2 separate regions of the Homo sapiens genome follow, and region 1 is linked to region 2. A link is a loop called in an ENCODE intact Hi-C map of the cell type or tissue named here. Cell type or tissue: IMR-90. All regions are shown on one strand. Each heading gives the region's core, and the rest is flanking DNA. Links, peaks and the distances in the headings are about the cores only. Region 1 holds the start of TRT-AGT1-2 (tRNA-Thr (anticodon AGT) 1-2). Region 2 overlaps LOC124903915 (a long non-coding RNA gene).

Region 1 (2,841 bases), core at 1-2,500, 74 kb after region 2:
CTATCCGAGAGTCAGAGTACTCCAGCTCTCTGGGGATCCTTGCTTCCTCCTGTTAACTGAACTGCAAGGATGGCCTGAGAGTCCTTCCTTGCTGAAAACCTGAAGGCCTAGGTCCTGGCTCCTCTCCCTACTTGTTCTGTGATTGAACCAAGGACTCCAGATTCACAAACTGCTACTCCACTATAATTTCCCTTCTTTGGTGTTCTGGTGCCAGCCTGCCTTGGCAAAATTGTGGCAACAGGAAATCATGGCCCTATTAATATGTCCTCTGATTGGGACAAGGCACCTGCATTCACAGGCGGCCCTGAGCACCTGGGTTCTGACTTTGTCGCAGGAGCTGAGGGAACAAAAGACTTGCTCGCTGTGGGGTGATGGTGACAGGCCTATTGACCTGCAATGAAGCCCTCTGGTGTCATTTCTCACTGGTACTCATCTCTGGGGTCCCAGGCCTCCTGACTCCTAGTTGTCCACCTCCTAGGAACTCCTAGTCGTTCATCATCATTTCAGCCCTTTGCCGCCAGGGCCAAAGGTGGAAAGTGATTTGGAAGAGAAGAGCTTTTCGTCCAGCAGAAGAAATGGTACCAAAATCAGTCTGTAAAGGAAGTAAATTGGGGAGTTGGCGGCAAGGCAGAGAGCATAGCTATGATGGTCTCAGTCAGTAAGGCTGGGCCCTGCAGGAAGTCAAATATGAATGCCTAGAGGTGTTCACAAGCACAAAGAAGGTGTAGGGGGAGGCAAGTGCCAGGCACAAGCAGGGGCAGGTGAGGACTCTGGGTGACTGTGCTATAGGGCCCCAGGCTACGGTTAGCCCTGTAGGTTTCCCAAGGGCCTGGCCTAAGGCAGATCCTTGATCGATATACCTTGAGACCAGAAGGTGCTCCGAAATCACAACCGTACAATTAGGGGATCTAGGAACAATTCTTTGGAGATACCAATGCCTTTGGCTGGTGTTGCTGCATTTCTTTACTGGGGACTGATAGATGGAGAGGTGGAAAGATGAGCTGAGGCACATCTTTCAGAGCTACTGGGAGGCCATTTCTTCCTGGCTGTTAGGATTTGTTCGTGTTTGGGAGACCTTTAGAGCGTGGTTAAACCCATATGTTGGGATTTATGCTGCTTTTATGGTAGCAATACCCTATATTAAGATTTGAAGTAGACCCGGAAAGTTAGTGGCCGGTTAGCTCAGTTGGTTAGAGCGTGGTGCTAATAACGCCAAGGTCGCGGGTTCGAACCCCGTACGGGCCAGTGGGTGGCTTTTTTTTGTGTGTGTTTTGTTTTCTGACCCTCTGCTGTTATCCGGAAGTTTCTACCCGGAGCCAGTTGCCTTCTGGTAACAGAATTATATTGCACCTACTGCTTCCTATTCCCTGAATCACTAGCGCTCCCGAAGGCTTGGAGGGAGGAGTCTCTGGGCACCCGGGTGAAAGGAAGGTTCACGTGCAACCGCCGCGTCTTTTTTTCCCTGAAGCGCTTTCATGGAGGCAGATGTTTGTCAGTCAAGGGAAGTAAGAAAGGCATTGGATGAAAACGAAGCCCTAAGCCTCGTAGTCGTGGCCGAGTGGTTAAGGCGATGGACTAGAAATCCATTGGGGTCTCCCCGCGCAGGTTCGAATCCTGCCGACTACGTCATATTTTTTTCTTCAGCATACTGACCATATTTCTCTCCAGGATGGGATGATCCAGTCGGCACCCTCCAAACCTCTCATCTAGGAACTCTAGAATCGAGAATTTGATTTAGAGTCTATGATTTTGGTTTGAAATCTATGATTAACGTCTTTGGACATTGAAGGAAATCCGAGGAATGGACAAGTGATGCAAGAGCCAGTTGAGTTACCAAATTAGTTCTAGAAAGATCTGAAAAAGCTCGGTCCGGGTTCCTAGCTCTATATTCTTGTAGATGAATTTCAGGAACCTTTATGGCAGCTTCGGCGCCGTGGCTTAGTTGGTTAAAGCGCCTGTCTAGTAAACAGGAGATCCTGGGTTCGAATCCCAGCGGTGCCTTTATTCAATTGAAACAGCGTGATTTTGCGGCTAAATCCACATCCTTTCATGTATTGTTTTTATATCAGAACGCGTAAGAGTTTCTGTTCTGCACTCATAGCACCCACATTTCCTGCAGAGTCAAGCTGCCACTCCCATGAGATCGCCACTCTAAAAGGTGGTTCTCTAACTTAGGGGCAGAAATGTTGCATAGGCCTAAGGGTCCTTTGCTTAACTGATGCCACACCCCACTGGTGCAGGTGGACTGGGTCAGGCGGCCGCCCCACCCTCGATGGAAGGGGCTGCCCACCTTCCAGGCCTCTTTCTCCACCCTAGGACGTCCCCTAGAACCTGAGCCACTTTGTTTTGTTTGGCTCTTCATTATAGTTCTTTGGGTTTGGTGGCTCATAATGTTATATATATAGTATATAATATAAAAATATATATTTAAATATACAGTATTTAAAATTTGGCACAGCTTCCAGATGCGGTCCTCTAACTGGTCTTTCACTTGCAGTTACCTCCATCCCTCTCCACCAGCGGGATGTCAGGGTAAGGAGTAAGCAGGGATCCGGCTGGCCTGGCCTGGCCTGGCACCAGGTTTCGTGCAGCAGGGTGCAGAAGGGCTGAGGCCATGTGAACAGAGTCCAAGAAAGCATCATTCGGGAGTCGCTAGGGATCCTGGTGTGGAAGGGCAGGGCACTTTTCTGGAGCACTGAAGCTAGGCTGGTTAAGGAAGAAATAAATGCCAGAGATAAGGCAAGAAATAGGATCTGTGAGCTCTTGGCAGGACCTAAACCTCCTTGGAAGATAGGCAGAAAGCTCTCGACACCATTCCATGGCCCACGAACCAATGTAAGA
Region 2 (2,911 bases), core at 94-2,593:
AATATTAGCCGGGTGTGGTGGCGCACGCCTGTAGTCCCAGCTACTCGGGAGGCTGAGACAGGAGAATCGCTTGAACCCAGGAGACAGAGGTTGCAGTGATCAGAGACCATGCCATTACACTCCAGCCTGGGTGACAAAGCGATACTCCGTCTCAAAAAAAAAATAAATAAATAAGATTTGGTTTAGGAGTCATGCAGCTGGAGGCTGCAAGATTCTGAACCTCCCCAAATTGCTCCTGGGGATAACATCATTCTTGTAAAACCTAAGATGAGTGCTTGTGATATTTTGCAGACCCTGCACTCAAAGCATCATCTGGCAACACCCGGATCAATAAACTGGTTCATCTGTTCTTGTGGCCCCCACCCAGGAACCGACCCAGTGAAAGAGGAGAGTTTCAACTCCCTGTGATTTCGTCTCCCACCTAACCAATTAGCACTCCCCACTTTCTGACCCCCTACCCACCAAATTATCAAAAACCCTGATCTCTGAATTTTCAGGGAGATTGACTTGAGTAATAATCAATTTTGCATGTGGCATGGCCGGCCTCGTGTCAATTAAACTCTTTCTTTACTGCAATGCCGTGGTCTTTATTTGTGCAGAGGACAGGAAGAGCCCACTGGGCAGTTACATTTCCACTGAGGATGCTAAGCTGGTGGAATATGGGCCTGCAGCTGCTAGTGGCCATCAGTGAGGTGGCCTGAGAATAAAACCGATACATGGCAGAGGTGGAGAGAGACAGATTTGAGTGCCTGATTCTGCTGGCCTGAAGTCATGTGTGTGTCTGGAGCTTTCAGTTGTGTGAGTCAATGAGTTCCCTTTTTGTAAGCTAGTTTGAGTTGGATTTCTGTCACTTACAACAAAACAATCCCTTATAAAGGGAGCTTCTAATAAAAGAAGTGTTGAGTCCAGCTCCCTCCGGTAGGGCCAGGACTTGGAAGTCCAGTAGACTCTTTCATGGAGCACAGAACACCTGGGCCTCATTTCTGTCTGCAAAGCTGTTAATGTAGGTAGCCTGCCTGTGATGGGGGATAAATCAGGAAGAAGCAGTAAGGAAAAGCTGGCCTGCTCTGGGAATTTATACAGGTTTTGGCCCAGGTGAGGATACACAGAGACGATCCTTCCTCACCACCACTAGGTGGAGTTTGAGCACTTCGGGTGCGCGCTCAGCAGCCAAAAGGAACCCATCAGTGTCTAGGCTACCAAGGAAGAGGCAAGAAAGACACAGCCCCCTGCCCTCCAAGCCTCCCCGTCTTTCTCGCTCCCTCTCTATGTTACCACCCCTTCTTTCAGACACCTGGGGACTTTTACGTTCCCTATGCAACTCCTCTCAAATCTGATTCATGACATTCACATCCAGGAAAAAATGGTAACAGCCTACAATAAATCAAGACAGCATGATATTGGTCAAAGGCTAGACACACAGATCAAGGGAACAGAAGTGAGGGCACAGAAATCGAGCCACACAAATATAGAAAACAGATTTTTTACAAAGGACCAAAGGAAGAAGAAGAAAGAAGAAGGAGAAAAAGAAGAAGAAGGAGAAGAAGAGGAGGAAGAGGAAGAAGACGACGAAGGAGGAGGAGGAGGAAAGAAGAAAGAAGAAAAGAGAGAGGAGGATGAGAAGAAACCAAACCCAGACCTCACATAATTTACAAAAATTAACTCAAAATGGATCATAGACCTAAATGTAAAAAGTAAAACTATAAAGCTTCTAGAAGAAAACATAAAAGAAAATCTAGGTGACCTTGGGCCTAATTATACATTTTTGGGTTTTTTTTGTTTGTTTGTTTTGTTGTTGTTGTTGTTGTTGTTTTTTGAGACGGAGTCTAGCTCTGTTGCCCAGCTGGAGTGCAGTGGTGCGATCTCGGCTCGCTGCAAACTCCGCCTCCTGGGTTGAAGTGATTCTCCTGCTTCAGCCTCCCGAGTAGCTGGGATTACAGGTGCCCGCCACCACACCCAGCTAATTTTTGTATTTTTAGTAGAAATGGGGTTTCACCAGGTTGACCAGGCTGGTCTCGAACTCCTGGCCTTAGGTGATCCACCCACCTCGGCCTCCCAAAGTGCTGGGATTACAAGCATGAGCCACTGCATCCGGCCTCAATTTTTTTTTTTTTTTTTGAGACAGAGTCTCACTCTGTCGCCCAGGCTGGAGTGCAGTGACGCGATCTCGGCTCACTGCAAGCTCCGCCTCCTGGGTTCATGCCATTTTCCTGCCTCAGCCTCCCTAGTAGCTGGGACTACAGGCACCTGCCACCACGCCTGGCTAATTTTTTGTATTTTTAGTAGAGATGGGGTTTCATTGTGTTAGCCAGGATGGTCTCGACCTCATGACCTGGTGATCCGCCCTCCTCGGCCTCCCAAAGTGCTGAGATTACAGGCATGAGCCACCACACCCGGCCAATTTTTGTATTTTTTTTTTTTAGTAGAGATGAGGGTTCACCATGTTGGGCAGGATGGTCTCGATCTCTCGACCTCATGATCCGCTGACCTCAGCCTCCCAAAGTGCTGGGATTACAGGCCTGAGCCACCATGCCCAGCCCTGATATATATATATATAGATAGATAGATAGATAGATAGATAGATAGATAGATAGATAGATAGATGTAATTTTGAGACAGAGTTTAACTCTTGTTGCCCAGGCTGGAGTGCAATGGCGCAATCTCCTGCTCACTGCAACCTCCACTTCCGGGGTTCAAGTGATTCTCCTGCCTCAGCCTCCCGAGTAGCTGGGATTACAGGCATGCGCCACCACCCCCAGCTAATTTTGTATTTTTTTTAGTAGAGAAGAAGTTTCCCCATGTTGGTCAGGCTGGTTTCACACCCCCAACCTCAGGTGATCTGCCTGCCTTGGCCTCCCAAAGTGCTGGGATTACAGGTGTGAGCCACCACGCCCAGACTCCTGATATTTTT

The links. Hi-C counts contacts between places; a loop is a spot of excess contacts. Peaks named below come from ENCODE experiments on the same cell type or tissue, not always from the same donor. Only the 100,000 strongest peaks of a DNase experiment are listed, where the experiment ranks them.
Region 1: it touches region 2 in a loop (10-fold over the local background); 38 of 110 quality-filtered maps call a loop at or near these places.

What each region holds. Positions count from the first base shown.
Region 1 is chr17:8,225,395-8,228,235 of GRCh38, reverse strand. CTC1 (CST telomere replication complex component 1) reads left to right here. Exons shown (of 23, transcript NM_025099.6): 23 at 1-2,841. The coding sequence ends at 56. TRT-AGT1-2 (tRNA-Thr (anticodon AGT) 1-2) reads left to right here and starts at 1,928; the gene lies at 1,928-2,001. It overlaps TRS-AGA2-6 (tRNA-Ser (anticodon AGA) 2-6), which reads left to right and starts at 1,545; the gene lies at 1,545-1,626. TRI-AAT4-1 (tRNA-Ile (anticodon AAT) 4-1) reads left to right here and starts at 1,172; the gene lies at 1,172-1,245. In IMR-90, for the core only: no CTCF peak of the experiment used is centred there; DNase peaks (open chromatin) are centred at 1,435 and 1,985; H3K4me3 peaks cover 1,075 bases; H3K27ac peaks cover 197 bases.
Region 2 is chr17:8,299,053-8,301,963 of GRCh38, reverse strand. LOC124903915 (a long non-coding RNA gene) reads left to right here. Exons shown (of 2, transcript XR_007065606.1): 2 at 292-576. Among named protein-coding and RNA genes, the nearest start is that of SLC25A35, 5.1 kb to the right of the region's middle. In IMR-90, for the core only: a CTCF peak has its summit at 1,136 (motif pointing right); a DNase peak (open chromatin) is centred at 1,153.